Regions from separate parts of the Homo sapiens genome. Here region 1 is linked to region 2. The links are chromatin loops, found by intact Hi-C in ENCODE. Cell type or tissue: PC-3. All regions are shown on one strand. Links, peaks and the distances in the headings refer to the core of each region. The heading gives the core; the rest is flanking DNA. Region 1 has its middle 300 kb from the start of TFAP2B. Region 2 has its middle 210 kb from the start of TFAP2B.

Region 1 (7,593 bases), core at 867-5,866, 90 kb after region 2:
GTGCCTGGGATACTACCTTCCTCCGCAGTAGTTTGGGGCTGAGTGCTCAGAAAGATCTTGAAATGCTTTAGAGAAAAGTTAGGGAACATTTTGCGGGACTGATTTTCTTTCATTTCTTTCATGACCTTTCCCTCCCTTCATTTAGAGAGCTGCCAGTTATGACATTCATTCATGTATTCATTCAATATATATTTGTTTAGTATGGAATGTATGCTGTACTGCATTGGATTCTAGGGATTCAAATATAAACTCCTGCCATTGAGGAACCCCTAGTCTTGTAAGACCCAGACAGAAGTGAATACTCAACAACACTACACTTGGCTAAAGGGTAAGCATGACTCCTACACTCTGCTAAGTGCATGGACAGGTTTGTGTATGTGGTGAGTGACTCTGCCTGGGAAGAGGAGTAAGCAAGCAGGGCAGATGTCATCAAGAAGGTGACACTGAAATTGGGGATTAAAGCTCTGTAGAACTTTGTGTTATACAAAAAAGATGGGAAGCAAATAGAGGACAGAAGGAACAGGATGTGTGGAGGCCTGGAAGTAACTGTGAATAGGTGAGTGTGGCTGGACTATTGGATGTGTGTTAGTTTGGATTAATGGGGGATGATGCTGGGAATGGGACATTTAAGGCCCCACGTAGTCTCACAGCTTCTCATTCCCATTAAGGAGAGATGGTGGATTAATACACTTGGCTTGCCTCTATTTCCTGCTTCTCACCTGAATCTCAGAGGACCAGGAAGTAAGAGGAGTTGGGGCAACTAACTAGCATGGGCTATGTGTGCGATAGGTCAGTCACTGAACTGGGCCCTTTATATGTGGTCTTAGTTAATTCTCACAACAAACTAGGGAGTTATGAAATTGTCATATTTGATCAATGTGGAAGCCTGACGGTCTCAGAATTTGACTCAGATCTGTGTGGATTTAAGTAACCTTTCTAGGTCCTGTTGCTTCTGACGGCTACTTTGATGGCTACTTTCAAAAAAGATTCATGACGCTGTTACATATGAAAATAAAAATCGGATGAATTTTATGAACTTGGTGCAAAATGTGGGCTTTACCCCACAAACAGTAAAATGTCACTGAACCCACAGGGCCAAGCAGCTTGGGAGCTCCAGCAGGACTACCAAGGGCTGCCACTGGCTGTCTGACAGTGCCTGGCAGGAACACAGCCCATCAAGCAGGAGAGAAGAGAGCAGCACATAGCCAGCTGCAAGCCCCCGAGAAGTATACCAAAATCAGGGAATTTGCATAGTAAAATTGAAAGCATATTTGCATTCAAGAATCAAACGCATGCATTACCACTGTCCTGGAAATAGGCTGACTCAGACCATACGACTAAATAAAAGAATAATGTTTACTCAGAACTGATGTACTTGTTTAAAAAGTTAATGTTTTAAGCTTTCTGCCTTCTAGCAAAACATTGCTAATCTAATTAGAGCTTTCCAACCCCTCTTGGCCTGCAAGCAGGCCTGCTGTGCATTGACTGCTCACCAGACAGGATGGACCCTGGGCCCTTTCTGCTCACCCCCTCAGCTTAAAAAGTTCAGCTCAACCCTCCTTCTCATCTCCAAATGTTTTCTTCTAATTTCTAAGCCAGCCACCAGCACATTCCAGCACTTTGCACTCCCTAGAATCCCAGAAAGCAAGTTTATTTGTGTGATAGGTCTTCCCTCAAAGACATTCTTAGAACGCTATGTGGTGGAGCAACTGCTATCTAATTGCAAAGGCAAGGAGGTTTTAGCAACAGTAGAGGGTTTTTATCATGTTGAGGCCACTTATGAGGAGGGGATCTTTAAACCTTCCCCAACTCAAACTTCAGCAAGTTAGTTTATTGAAACTTTTTTCCCATACCCAAGTTGAAGCTGGCTAGCTCTTTTTTTATCCAGGGAACTAGAGGGTGGTGGCTGGAGAGGTTATGGATGATAAAGTTTAAGATTGAGGTGGAATTAATTAGTGGTAATCTCATTCTAAACCTAGTTTGCTTTCAATCATTCTAGATTCAGGAAGGAGTGAGCCCCAAGGGTGTTATAAAAATATCGTGAAATAAAAATATAAATGCAAGTCTGTGAAGTTTTCCTGCAATTTACACCGAAAGGGAATTAGTCTGGCTGCAAAGTGTCTGGGGATGCTGGGTAAGAACATGGTAGGTGGGGAGCCCTGCCTTATTTCTCCCCAATTCCCACAGTTGCTGACTTTGGAGATGACGAACAAATGAAGTAGAATTGGTTTTAGGGGCAGAAATCATGGAAGTTTGCATTCAGCACTCTTGCAGTTCCAGAACCTCCTTCTACCCACCTCTTACTTCATATTTACATATCCCACAAGGGGGCAGTTTGTGGAGGCATTGGCATTCCCACTTAACAAAGGCATCACATGAGACACGGAGTGGTTAAGTGGTTTGCCTAGGATCACATGGCTATTTCGTACCATAGGTGGGATTAAAAACTTAGCAAATGCAGTTTCCAAAGCCCTGAATTGTTGAACTATTCACTGTAGGAAATGTTAAGATTCCTCCTTTCTCACAGATAGGTTGTAGGGGAAGCAAAATCATAACCGTTTCTTCCTCATCTCAGTTCCCCTCTGCACCTTTGAAAGGTTGAAGTATGTGTATTTAGTGACTCTAGGACAAGAAACCCTGGAGCCTGATGAGATACAGTTCCGTCCTTGCATCTCAGTGCTCAGAGCTCAACCCTTTAACCATCTCTTAGGGCTGAGTAGCTTTATCATGCATCCACACCCAGGAGGGCCCTTGGCTCCTGTGTTTGCAAATGCATAGGGTATCTCTAAGCAGAAGAACTTATTTTCTTTCAATTCTCCCTAGCATCTGAAACTGACATCAAATTCTAGTTGGTAGGTTTAATAATCCTGGTGAAGAAGTATTATTAAACAGTGAAATCAGCAGTTAAAAAAAAAAAACAAACAAAAACAAGCAAACCAACCAACCAACCTAGTGTGCTTGTGGCTCAGAACAAATATGGTGGAAGGAAACCAGCTTATTTTGTTCAAGCTGTTACTCAAGCATGTTAATGTTGAGTGAATTTTTTAAACATATGCTGAGGTAGTTCACCTGTTCATGGTTTGCTTGAGTCAGATTCTGTTGTGTCTTTTTTGAGAAAAAAAGCTGTGATTCTATTTCCTAGTTAATTTATTAATTACGCTCCACCTGAACGCAGCAGTTAGCATTGCTATTATCTCCTGGATCAAATGCCACTCTGCACAATACTTTCATTGTAACTTAGAATTCAGCCATCACCCAGTTGCAATATATGGGAGATTATATCAAAAGTAATGTTTACAGTGTGCTAACAGCCTCATAAAGATAAACATCAGAAATTCATTTGAAAACCTAAATCACTGTGTCAGTTATGTTTCCATAAATGGCTTCCTTATGTATTTGTCTATACTTCAGCATGCATCTATTTGCCAAGACTTTCAGCAGACCCTGCCGTTGACTCATTCCAGGAGGAGTGAGGGTATGGCCTGTGGATACAGAGGAACAGTTGGTTCCACAGGCCACTTCTCCTACTTCCCTTTGGTTCCATTGCCAGACACATAAGGAAAGGAGATGCTTTCAATTTAGGAGCTGAGAAAATAGTTCAACCATACTCCCTGATGTTGTGTAGAGTCTGGTTCTGTCTGTGCTGCTTCTACCCAGGAACTGAGTTGGTGAGGCAACTTTCTGACTCACCTATTTGTGCTCCCATTCCTGAATCAAGAGGAGAAGATGATGTTGATGTAGGACACTTCAAATGCCCACATTTTTCTGGTGCAGGGGCTAGGAGTGCTGGCTTTGGAGTCACTGAGACTTCAGATTCAGCACCAATTCCATCACTTGCTAATTGTATAATTTGCTTACTTATACAATAGGATAAGTTACTTACACTCTCTGAGCTTCAGTTGCCTGATACTTCAAATGGGGGCCATGAGTGTAACAATCTAATAGGGCATTTGTGAGGATTAAGTAATCACACATATAGCACCTACGTCAGTCTTCCAAGTAAATGAAAAAAGTACCAAGTAAATGATGAATAAAGGTAAATTAGTATTGTTATGTTTGCCAACTGGGAGGACCACCTACAGGGCTGTTACAGAGAATAAATATAAAAATGCAGGCCAGAGCCTTTAGCACAGCCCTTGGTCTGTGCCTGCAGACTTTCTGGTATGACAATAGAGAGAAAATCTGTATTCATACTCAATTGGTGGATTTTAATTAGTCAGTAAAATAAACTATCTCTCTAGGTGCCATAAGGTTGCAGGTGTGGGAATCTGTTTCAAATGCCCTTCTCATTTCTATTTGCTGTTTCTTTGTTCTGACACATGCTGGGTAGATGGGCGCATTTCCAAAGCTGAAATGTCTGGATTTGGTCAAGAATCAAAACATTGTCTGTAGTTTATCTTCTGATCGCTCAGTTTATCCCAGGAGACTAAAGACCACCCTGAGACTTTAATTTTGGCATTCAAGCAAACTGGCATCCTCTGGAGATGAGCACCCAGGTACCAAGTATGTATAATTCTTGATGCATAAATATATACGCAGGCAGAAAGCCAGGATTCCAAGCTTGTGGTGAGTCAGCCTGAGCCCCAAAGGCTAACAGGACTGAGCGGTACTTTTTGTGCTGAGCCTAGAGGCCCCTAGGTTGGACTTTGATAGGATTTTTGATCTAAGTACTTTTTATCAGGTAATGATGCCATCTGAAATTTCCACAATATATTCTTTTCAAAGATCTTTTACATACAATATTGTATTACAACAATTCTGTGATATAAGCAAGGCAAAGACTCATTCTCCCTTTACCTTAGGAAGAAAATGTATGTCTAGAGAGATTAAGTGGTTCCATGCACACATTGAGTTATTGACAGCTTGGAACACGTAGTTAGGAAGGATACTTGAGGAGAGATTTGCTGCTGGAATGGTTATCAGTCAAAGAGGGGTCTCTTTTTCTCTCTGGGAGGGGAGCTCCTTATAAAATGAGGGCTTTGGATGAGGTTACTTCTGTGGTTCCGTGGTTCTTACATGTTACATTGTTGTTTCCTGATTTCCAGCCCTTCTTGCCTGCCTCCGGGATTCTCAGTTAGCGTGTGATTTTCAGTTCTGATGAAAAATTCTTCCTTGGCTCTAGGCCTACCAACTTCAGTCAATATTGCTAACTCTATGAAATGGTTCTCACACTTTTGTGTGCATCAAACTTATCTGTGGTACTTGTAAAAAATAGACTACAGACCAAAGTTTACAACACTTAAGAGACTCTGATGGGAGTGTGTGTGTGCATGTGGGTGTGTGTGTGTTGGTTGGTTGAGAGTGAATTCAGTGGTGTGCTGGACCAGTGCATAATGGCTTGCAAGAACATACTGAGCACATCTTTTGCCATCTTTACATTCTGTGAAAGTTTATCTTGAAATTGACTATGGCAGTCAATTGAGTTTTCACCCAATGGAAATCAGCAAGTACTACAAATTAGGGCTCCTCAAAAAACAGCGGGTTATTGCTGGTCACAGTGGCTCACGCCTGTAATCCCAGCTACTTGGGAGGCTGAGACAGGAGAATTGCTTGAACCTGGGAGGCGGAGGTTGCAGTGAGCCGAGATCGAGATCGAGCCACTGCACTTCAGCGTGGGTGACAAAGTGAGACCCTGGCTCAAAAAAAAAGCTGATTATTAAACATTTGCCCGCACACCATTGAGTGGTTTCATTGAGTTCCAACCTCATAATTAGCTCTCAGATAATTCAATCTAGTGCTTATAAGTCCTGAGTGGAACACTTGGGTAGAAATATCATGACTAGGAGAGGGCAGCCAAGATGGCTGAATAGGAACAGCTCCGGTCTACAGCTCCCAGCGTGAGTGACGCAGAAGACCGGTGATTTCTGCATTTCCATCTGAGGTACCAGGTTCATCTCACTAGGGAGTGCCAGACAGTGGGCACAGGACAGTGGGTGCAGCACACCATGCGAGAGCCGAAGCAGGGCGAGGCATAGCCTCACTCGGGAAGCACAAGGGGTCAGGGAGTTCCCTTTCCTAGTCAAAGAAAGGGGTGACAGACGGCACCTGGAAAATCGGGTCACTCCCACCCGAATACTGCACTTTTCTGAGGGTCTTAAAAAACGGCGCACCAGGAGATGATATCCCGCACCTGGCTCGGAGGGTCCTACACCCACGGAGTCTCGCTGATTGCTAACACAGCAGTCTGAGATCAAACTGCAAGGCGGCAGCGAGGCAGGGGGAGGGGCGCCCGCCATTGCCCAGGCATGTTTAGATAACAAAGCAGCTGGGAAGCTACAACTGGGTGGAGCCCACCACGGCTCAAGGAGGCCTGCCTGCCTCTGTAGGCTCCACCTCTGGGGGCAGGGCACAGACAAACAAAAAGACAGCAGTAACCTCTGCAGACTTAAATGTTCCTGTCTGATAGCTTTGAAGAGAGCAGTGGTTCTCCCAGCCCGCAGCTGGAGATCTGAGAATGGGCAGACTGCCTCCTCAAGTGGGTCCCTGACCCCTGACACCTGAGCAGCCTAACTGGGAGGCACCCCCCAGTATGGGCAGACTGACACCTCACACGGCTGGGTACTCCTCTGAGACAAAACTTCCAGAGGAACGATCAGACAGCAGCATTCACGGTTCACGAAAATCCGCTGTTCTGCAGCCACCGCTGCTGTTACCCAGGCAAACAGGGTCTGGAGTGAACCTCTAGCAAACTCCCACAGACCTGCAGCTGAGGGTCCTGTCTGTTAGAAGGAAAACTAACAAACAGAAAGGACATCCACACCAAAAACCCATCTGTACATCACCATCATCAAAGACCAAAAGTAGATAAAACCACAAAGATGGCGAAAAAACAGAGCAGAAAAACTGAAAACTCTAAAAAGCAGAGCACCTCTCCTCCTCCAAAGGAATCCAGTGCCTCACCAGCAATGGAACAAAGCAGGACAGAGAATGACTTTGACGAGTTGAGAGAAGTCTTCAGATGATCAAACTACTCCGAGCTACAGGAGGAAATTCAAACCAAAGGCAAAGAAGTTAAAAACTTGAAAAAAACTTAGGTGAATCTACAACTAGAATAACCAATACAGAGAAGTCCCTAAAGGACCTGATGGAGCTGAAAGTCAAGGCTCAAGAACTACGTGAAGAATGCAGAAGCCTCAGGAGCCGATGCGATCAACTGGAAGAAAGGGTATCAGTGATGGAAGATCAAATGAATGAAATGAAGCGAGAAGGGAAGTTTAGAGAAAAAAGAATAAAAAGAAACGAACAAAGCCTCCAAGAAATGAGGGAATATGTGAAAAGACGAAATCTACATCTGATTGGTGTACCTGAAAGTGACAGGGAGAATGGAATCAAGTTGGAAAACACTCTGCAGGATATGATCTAGGAGAACTTCCCCAATCTAGTGAGGCAGGCCAACATTCAGATTCAGGAAATACAGAGAAAGCCACAAAGATACTCCTCAAGAAGAGCAACTCCAAGACACATAATTGTCAGATTCACCAAAGTTGAAATGAAGGAAAAAATGTTAAGGGCAGCCAGAGAGAAAGGTCGGGTTACCCACAAAGGGAAGCCCATCAGACTAACAGTGGATCTCTCAGCAGAAACTCTACAAGC
Region 2 (7,593 bases), core at 1,477-6,476:
CGCGCTGGCTTTAAAGTAAAATGCTTTCAGTCATGAATACAAAACATAATTTACCTTTTCATAATACTTCAGTTTGAAACAAGTTGGAAAGCTCGTGTTACTGTCAGACCTGTACCTGAGCTGAGTAGGGAACCAGTGAATTCCAAGCTGTCACCTGAAACCTACTGCTGCTTCCCTGCAGTCCTTTGAAGCAAACTTAAGCTGTTAAATTATGGGGCCTCTAATTTTTAAAGTCGTATTTGTGTGTAATTCCTTTTTGCAACTTTGCAGTGACAACATGTTGTCAAGGTGGATTAGCTCATTTTCTAAATTGGTATTTGTATTGGAATTCCTGATTGAATGAATTTTTCTCCTCTCGAAGCTCTTAGGCCCCTTCTAGCAACTATTCATTCAAGAGGTCAGGAAGCTTTCACTGATAGATGTATATTTTCAAAAAATGAAACCCTTAGCCATTTGCAAACACAGTCAAGTCTACCGTGAGTTCTCTCAAACCAGCAAAAGCTTTCAAACCAGTGGCCCAGTCAGCGAGTGAGTCACCACCAGTCAGGGACTTGTGGGTTAGTTTCGAACCTGTTTAATCGAGCCTCTGACTACAACCTGCGGATGTCAGCCGGATGGAAATTGAATGTGAAGGTTCCAAGGAGCCTCTCCGCAGCACAGCTGATTCATTGTGACTGTTTTTATGGCTGGTCATGACGCATACAGTATGTGAGGATCCATCTGCGGGGGTGTCTGCCCACCAGCCTCTATGCCACGTCGGCAGACCTGGCCCCCACCAGAATGCAATGGGGATGGAGCTGCAGATGCCTCCTGTTAGCCCAATTCCTTTTGACAATGTTCACATTCAGTTAGGGCCCAAAATGCTTGTACTTGTCAGTTGGGATAAATGATGAAGAAAATAGTTCCCCTGCGGAAAGTGAAACAGAATGGCCAAAGGAGAGACTTTCCTGTACTGATCCTCCACGCTGTACTGCTAAAAACTCATCCTTATAAAACAGCTCCTGCGTTTCCCACTTCTCCTTCACTTTGCCAGATATGACTGTTGGAGAAAAGACGGCTGACCTGCAGGGGCGTTCAATATCGTGGGCTGTTCTCTTTTTGAAATTTTAGGGCAAGTGAAATTGATTCTGAAAGAAAACTAGCGGGGCAGGGAAAGTATTTCTGCTTCCACAAAGACAACTCCCTCAGAAATGTTGGATTTTGATTTCATAGTTTGCCTATTTGTGTCTACATAACACCTTTCCCTAAGGAATTTAAAGCATTATACAAACACTACTTTTCATGTTTATAAAGGCCCCACTGGTAAATGTAATATTCTTTTTACTAGCAGTTTGAAGATTTTCCAAAATGTAGCCCCAAGCTCTCGTGTCCAGCTCTTTTCCTAGGACCATGATTCCCCCTTCCCCCAGAGGTACTTGTCTTAGGCAGACGTACTCCATTCTTGACTTCATAGCTTTCCAGTGCCATCATTACACCCCAGCTTGCCAATTATTCACCTCCTCTTTCTTCTTCATTGCTGCCTTCTCTGATTGATGGAAACACATTTTCCTTTATCATACCAGGTTATGTAAGACACATAGTGTAAATCCTAAGTTAAAAAGGTAAAGTCTCTTCTCTCTGGGGTTTGCCTCGTGTTCCACATTCTCCCTCAGCTATAGGACCCTTGCAATGGACACCTGAAACAAAATGTCCTGCCATGTCATGCCACATCGTATCTCATCATGTCTCCATTTCAACACATATTTATTGATTGATAGAAATTTTGCCAGTGGACTTTTTCTCCTGCTGTATTATTTATTCTCTGTACATTAATATAGATTATCCTGGGAATTATGTTATTCTAAATGTACAGGACTTTTAGATAGTGCCCATTTGAACTTAGAAGCATATAAACTGGTGCTGGGTCTAGACTATGTGTTTTTATGTGGGATCTTGATGGGTCCTAATTGGATATGAGTGTGTGCTAAAGTAACGTTTGATGATTTTCAGATATTATTTTTAAAGTGTCTAAAGGTTAAACGGACCCTTACTGGGTTCTGGGATAAAGCTCTAGTATGAGATGCCTTAGATCAGTGGTCATCAGATCTGTATTTCTTATGTCCCACTGAACACATGTGGAAGCAAATTTATTCATTTGTGCATTTATAAGTGTTGTATTAATTTCTAAATTTACGATGACATTGTAGTCATACTGTAGCTAATAATACTATTATTTTGGAGATCACTTCTGATTGTCACTGTTCATACATGTGCCTCTGAACCAGGTAAGCTGATTATATAAAGTACAAATTAATTTTTTTCTTACATTTAAATCGTTGTAATGTGTATAGATTTACAAATATATCACAACATAAAGCGCTATGTCAATAGTCAGCTGACATATAGGGATTATCTATTTATTAAGCAAAAATTAATTCATAATTTACTATGGGTTTAATGTATATCTTCCTAGTTACCTGGGAGGATAAAGAATGGCAGAAGGTGGTAAGATAAGCATATATTTTTTACTCCCAAGATGAACAGTATGTTAATAAGTACTGTAGAAGCTCACTGAAATGGGAGATGAGTGGGTCTGTGAAAAGGTAAGATGTGAATACAAGTTTAAAAAATAGAGAGGAAGGGAGAAGAGGGTCAGAAGATGCAATATTTGCTGTTGAGACTAAACATGGTATGTTTGGGAGACCCTGGGGGGACGAGTTTGATTGGATAGGAAAGTTGGGCTGGGTAAAATGGGAGAAAAGTGGTTTTTGAAGATGTATGACCATAGAAAAAAATCTGAGGAGGCTGGATTTGTCCTGGAAAACATGATAAACCCAAGAGCCACTTGCCCTGATAAAAGCCTCTCTCTCTCTCTCTCTCTCTCTCTCTCTCTGTGTGTGTGTGTGTGTATGTGTGTGTGTGCGTGTGTGTGTGTGTGTGTATGTGTGTCTGTGTAGGGGAAGAGAATTAAAATTTGTTGATTACCAATATATGTTAAGTATGGTTCTAAGTTGATATTTTTTCATGTTTGTCCCCTCCAATTCTCATGTTGAAATGTGATCCCCAGTGTTGGAGATGGGGCCTGGTGGGAGGTGTTTGAATACTGGGGGCAGATCCCTCATGAATGCCTTGGTGCCTTCCCAGGGGGTAATGAGTGAGTTCTGGCTCCATTAATTCACACAAGAGCTGGTTGTTTATTCATTTTTTTGTTTAAAAGAATAGTTTAACTTTTATTTTAGGGTCAGGGGCACATGCGCAGTTTGTTATATGGGTGAACTCGTGACTCAGCGGAGTGGTATATAAATTATTTCATCATCCAGGTACTAAGCATAGTATCTGAGTTTTCTTTTTCTGAACCTCTCCTTCTTCCCACTCTCCTTCAAGTAGGCCCTAGTGTCAAGTGTTCCCCTCTTTCTGTCCATGTGTTCTCATTATTTAGAGAGCTGGTTGTTTAAAAGAGCCTGGCACATCCTTTCCTCTCTATTGCTCCCTTTCTCCTCATGTGACACACTTGCTCCCCCTTCACCCTCCACCCAGATTGTAAGCTTCCTGGGGCCCTCACCAGAAGCAGATACCAGCACTATACCTCTTATACAGTCTGCAGAACTGTGAGCCAAAATAAATATTTTTTTCTTTATAAATTACCCAGTCTCAAGTGTTCCTTTATAACAATGCAAAATAGATGAATACATAAGTGTTTCACATATGTTATCTTATTAATTATCGTAATGATGAATATGAAGGAAGTATAATCATTCCAGTTTTTATGTAAATGTTGAGGCTGAAAGACTCATATTCCTCCTCTAAAACCATTCAACAAGTAAGTTTTAGAACCAGAAGCTGAATAATGGACTACTTGGGACCAGTGTCCAAGGTCTTTGGGTAAACCTTATGGAAGGAATGTGTGACTCATAGTTTAAATATTATGGCTCACTAATTTGTACAACATTTCAGTTAGAACATACAGGCAGATATTTGATTTAACTAATAACTTAGTATGGGCCACATAGCATCTGCTTGCCAGTATTAATGTAGCTGTGGCTCATTAAGGTCAAGGAAAAGAAGGATGGCCCTTTAAATGGTCCCAAATTGTTTTTAATTTGCACTATCATCTCTTGACATTAAATGCTTTTAAATTTTTTCTTCTAGCAGTTTATTGTCACTCTAGTTATTATGAAACATTCAGGACAGACAGACTGATATTCAAGTATTGTTGTATGGGTGACTTTCTTTCTATCATATTTGGGTACCATGGCAGCTTGGAGAATATACCTGTCAGACCTCCTAATAGAAGGTGGTAATTGACCAATGGCTGCTGAAGCTGAATTTTAAATTTCTGTGCCATGTGTGCTGTGAGGCCTCACCTTGCACAGGCTGCTCCCTGCCAAAGACTGCATGCTGCAGGATGCTAAGGTTTCAGGAAGACACTGGGATTTCTTTGTCAAATAACTGCCTGAATCACTTGCCTAGGGTTTTGGCCAATCTTTCTGAGACCATGGGCAGGAGGGTCTACATTGCTTCCACCAGCCATCTCTGCTGTTCCTCCCCTCAAGTTCTGATGATTTCCCTGACCCTTTCCAACTCTTTCCCCATTTCCTTTTGCACATGTATTTTCCTTAATAAAATTCTTGCATGTTTAATCAATGACTCATTTTCTCAAACAACTAAAATGGGGAGAATAAAAATAAACACAATAAATAAAAATAAGAAATGGGTAAGTTGATTAGAATAAAGTTCCCATAAGAATATGTTAGAAGATATTTAAGAGTAAAGTTTTCTCTTGGTTCGTACATGGATCACTTACTTTTGAAAAATTATGTTGTAGCACTAAAAAATTCAAAAAAAGAAAAAATGTCTATGATCTCATAATCATAACATTTATTTTCATTTTTCCATATAACTTATTAGCCCTTGAGTACATATATGTGTATTTTATGTAATTGTAACTAATGTGTGCATACCACTTTATTGTTTGATTTTCCACATGTCCACATAGTTTGAATATCTTTTTAATGACTTTTTGATATCACAATAGTTCAAAATTTTGTCATATTATTTTCCTATCATGAACTTTCATATTGTTTCCAATTCCTTTGTGCTATTATAAATATTCTGCTATGCTCACTCTTAAAACATTTTGGTTATGTTGAAACTTTTCCAGAGTGTAAATTCTTGAGAAAGAGTTTACAGAGCTAAGGGAGATAATAATCTTTATCTCACGTCCTGTATTTGGCTATTTTCTTTTCCAAAACTGTGGCACCATGCCACCAAAAGAAAATGAGAATTCCAAATTCAGCTTAACCTCACCAGCACTGAATGTTGGGCATTATATAAGGTTTTCTCATCTGTTACATTTTTTTAAAATACTGTAAGGTTTCTTTAGCTTGTAATTAATTGTTAACAAAGATGGATATTTTCCATTGATATATGTTCTAAAGTAAGAAGAAAAACATACATCTAATTAAATCAAAATCAATATCAGTGTATTGACTCAATTGTTAATCAACTAGGAATACATATTTTTTCCCTTTCATTGTAGGAATATTTACTTTGAGGTTTTAAAGAAGTAATTTGTCTCCTCAAAGTCAAGTAGCTATTCCTTTTTAATTTCATAACACCATGACAAAGCAACAGGTTCATTCTGTAACAGCAGGTAGAATGCATGAACATTGTAGATAACTTTATTTAGCATTATTTGTTTATCATCTTTTTACCCTAGGAAAACAATAACAGAAATCAGAAGGTCACGTAGAGGTTATATAATGGAATCTCATTCTCCTCCATGCATATTTACAATTCTGGGACCAAATAAGAACATGTCAGCAGGTTAGCTCCCTTTGAAGTAAGGGCAGGCAAGACTGAGAATTCCAAGTGGGCATCTGAGCCTCATTCACTGAGACACATGCTGCCTTCTTTCAGAGAGATGTTGGCTCATTTGTTCTGGCACCTGGAAGGTAATTTTCACCTTTTCTCTTGAGAGTGAAAAAGCACTGGAGAAGAATTAAGGAAGGGAAAGTTTTGGATTGTTCTTTTTGAAAATTCTATCAGGGATTTTCCTGGAATTTCTTTTTTTTTAAAAAATAAAATTAATCCCACAGCTAGAACTACTTCTAAAATAAGTTTTCTAAAACTTATTTTTTAACAAACTTTCTAAACTTATTAAACTTTCTAAAACTTATTTTTTAACAAACTATTAAGACTTATTGTTTTATTGTTTATTATTAAGACATTGTTTTAACAAACTAACTGAAATAAGTCTTCCCAAAATCATATAATCACTGAAATGTTTCCTCATGAGAGAATTTATTGCTCCTTCCTCTATTCTCCAAAAGCATTTTGCATAAACTTTATTTATTTCATGCTACCTCATTGTACGTATTGTTTAATTTTTGTATTCCTCATTCTCCCTTTTAGAATGAAAGCTCTTAGTAGGAAAGCCTCAGTTAATATTTCATTCCACGAAACTTCTAATAAACTAACATTCAGAGGATGCATCACAAATGGCAGGAGTACCATTTCACATGCTTTACATCATTTAATCCATACAACAACTCCATTAAATAGTTACTATTCTCTCCAGTTTACTGATGAGGAAGTTAAGACTTGAGGAGGTTAAGTAACCTGCCCAGGGATGCACAGTTATTTTGCGGCAGAGCTGGAATTCAAATCGGATCTGTCTGACTCCGAGCTTAAATTCTTTGTATTTTTTAATTTTTTTTCTCTGTTGATTCTTTAATTAACATGAGCCGGACACTTTCCACTGTCTTCTTGGCACTTTCAGGATTTCTTATTTTTTTTTCTTTTTTTTTTTTTATTATACTTTAAGTTTTAGGGTACATATGCACAATGTGCAGGTTTGTTACATATGTATACATGTGCCATGTTGGTGTGCTGCACCCATTAACTTGTCTTTTAACATTAGGTATATCTCCTAATGCTATCCCTCCCCCCTCCCCCCACCCCACAACAGGCCCCTGGGTGTGATGTTCCCTTTCCTGTGTCCATGTGTTCTCATTGTTCAATTCCCACCTATGAGTGAGAATATGCGGTGTTTGGTTTTTTGTCCTTGCGATAGTTTGCTGAGAATGATGGTTTCCAGCTTCATCCATGTCCCTACAAAGGACATGAACTCATCATTTTTTATGGCTGTGTAGTATTCCATGGTGTATATGTGTCACATTTTCTTAACCCAGTCTATCATTGTTGGACATTTGGGTTGGTTCCAAGTCTTTGCTATTGTGAATACTGCTGCAATAAACATACGTGTGCAAGTGTCCTTATAGCAGCATGATTTATAATCCTTTGGGTATATACCCAGTAATGGGATGGCTGGGTCAAATGGTATTTCTAGTTCTAGATCCCTGAGGAATTGCCACACTGACTTCCACAATGGTTGAACTAGTTTACAGTCCCACCAACAGTGTAAAAGTGTTCCTATTTCTCCACATCCTCTCCAGCACCTGTTGTTTCGTGACTTTTTAGTGATTGCCATTCTAACTGGTGTGAGATGGTATCTCATTGTGGTTTTGATTTGCATTTCTCTGATGGCCAGTAATGATGAGCATTTTTTCATGTGTTTTTTGGCTGCATAAATGTCTTCTTTTGAGAAGTGTC

The links. Hi-C counts contacts between places; a loop is a spot of excess contacts. Peaks named below come from ENCODE experiments on the same cell type or tissue, not always from the same donor. Only the 100,000 strongest peaks of a DNase experiment are listed, where the experiment ranks them.
Region 1: a loop joins it to region 2, with 6 times the contacts of the local background. A loop is called at or near these places in 1 of 110 quality-filtered maps.

What each region holds. Positions count from the first base shown.
Region 1 is chr6:51,115,654-51,123,246 of GRCh38, forward strand. No RefSeq gene overlaps it. Among named protein-coding and RNA genes, the nearest start is that of TFAP2B, 300 kb to the left of the region's middle. In PC-3, for the core only: no CTCF peak of the experiment used is centred there; no DNase peak of the experiment used is centred there; H3K27ac peaks cover 1,025 bases.
Region 2 is chr6:51,024,616-51,032,208 of GRCh38, forward strand. No RefSeq gene overlaps it. Among named protein-coding and RNA genes, the nearest start is that of TFAP2B, 210 kb to the left of the region's middle. RefSeq lists enhancers at 139-1,338, 421-715. In PC-3, for the core only: no CTCF peak of the experiment used is centred there; a DNase peak (open chromatin) is centred at 3,856; H3K27ac peaks cover 3,759 bases.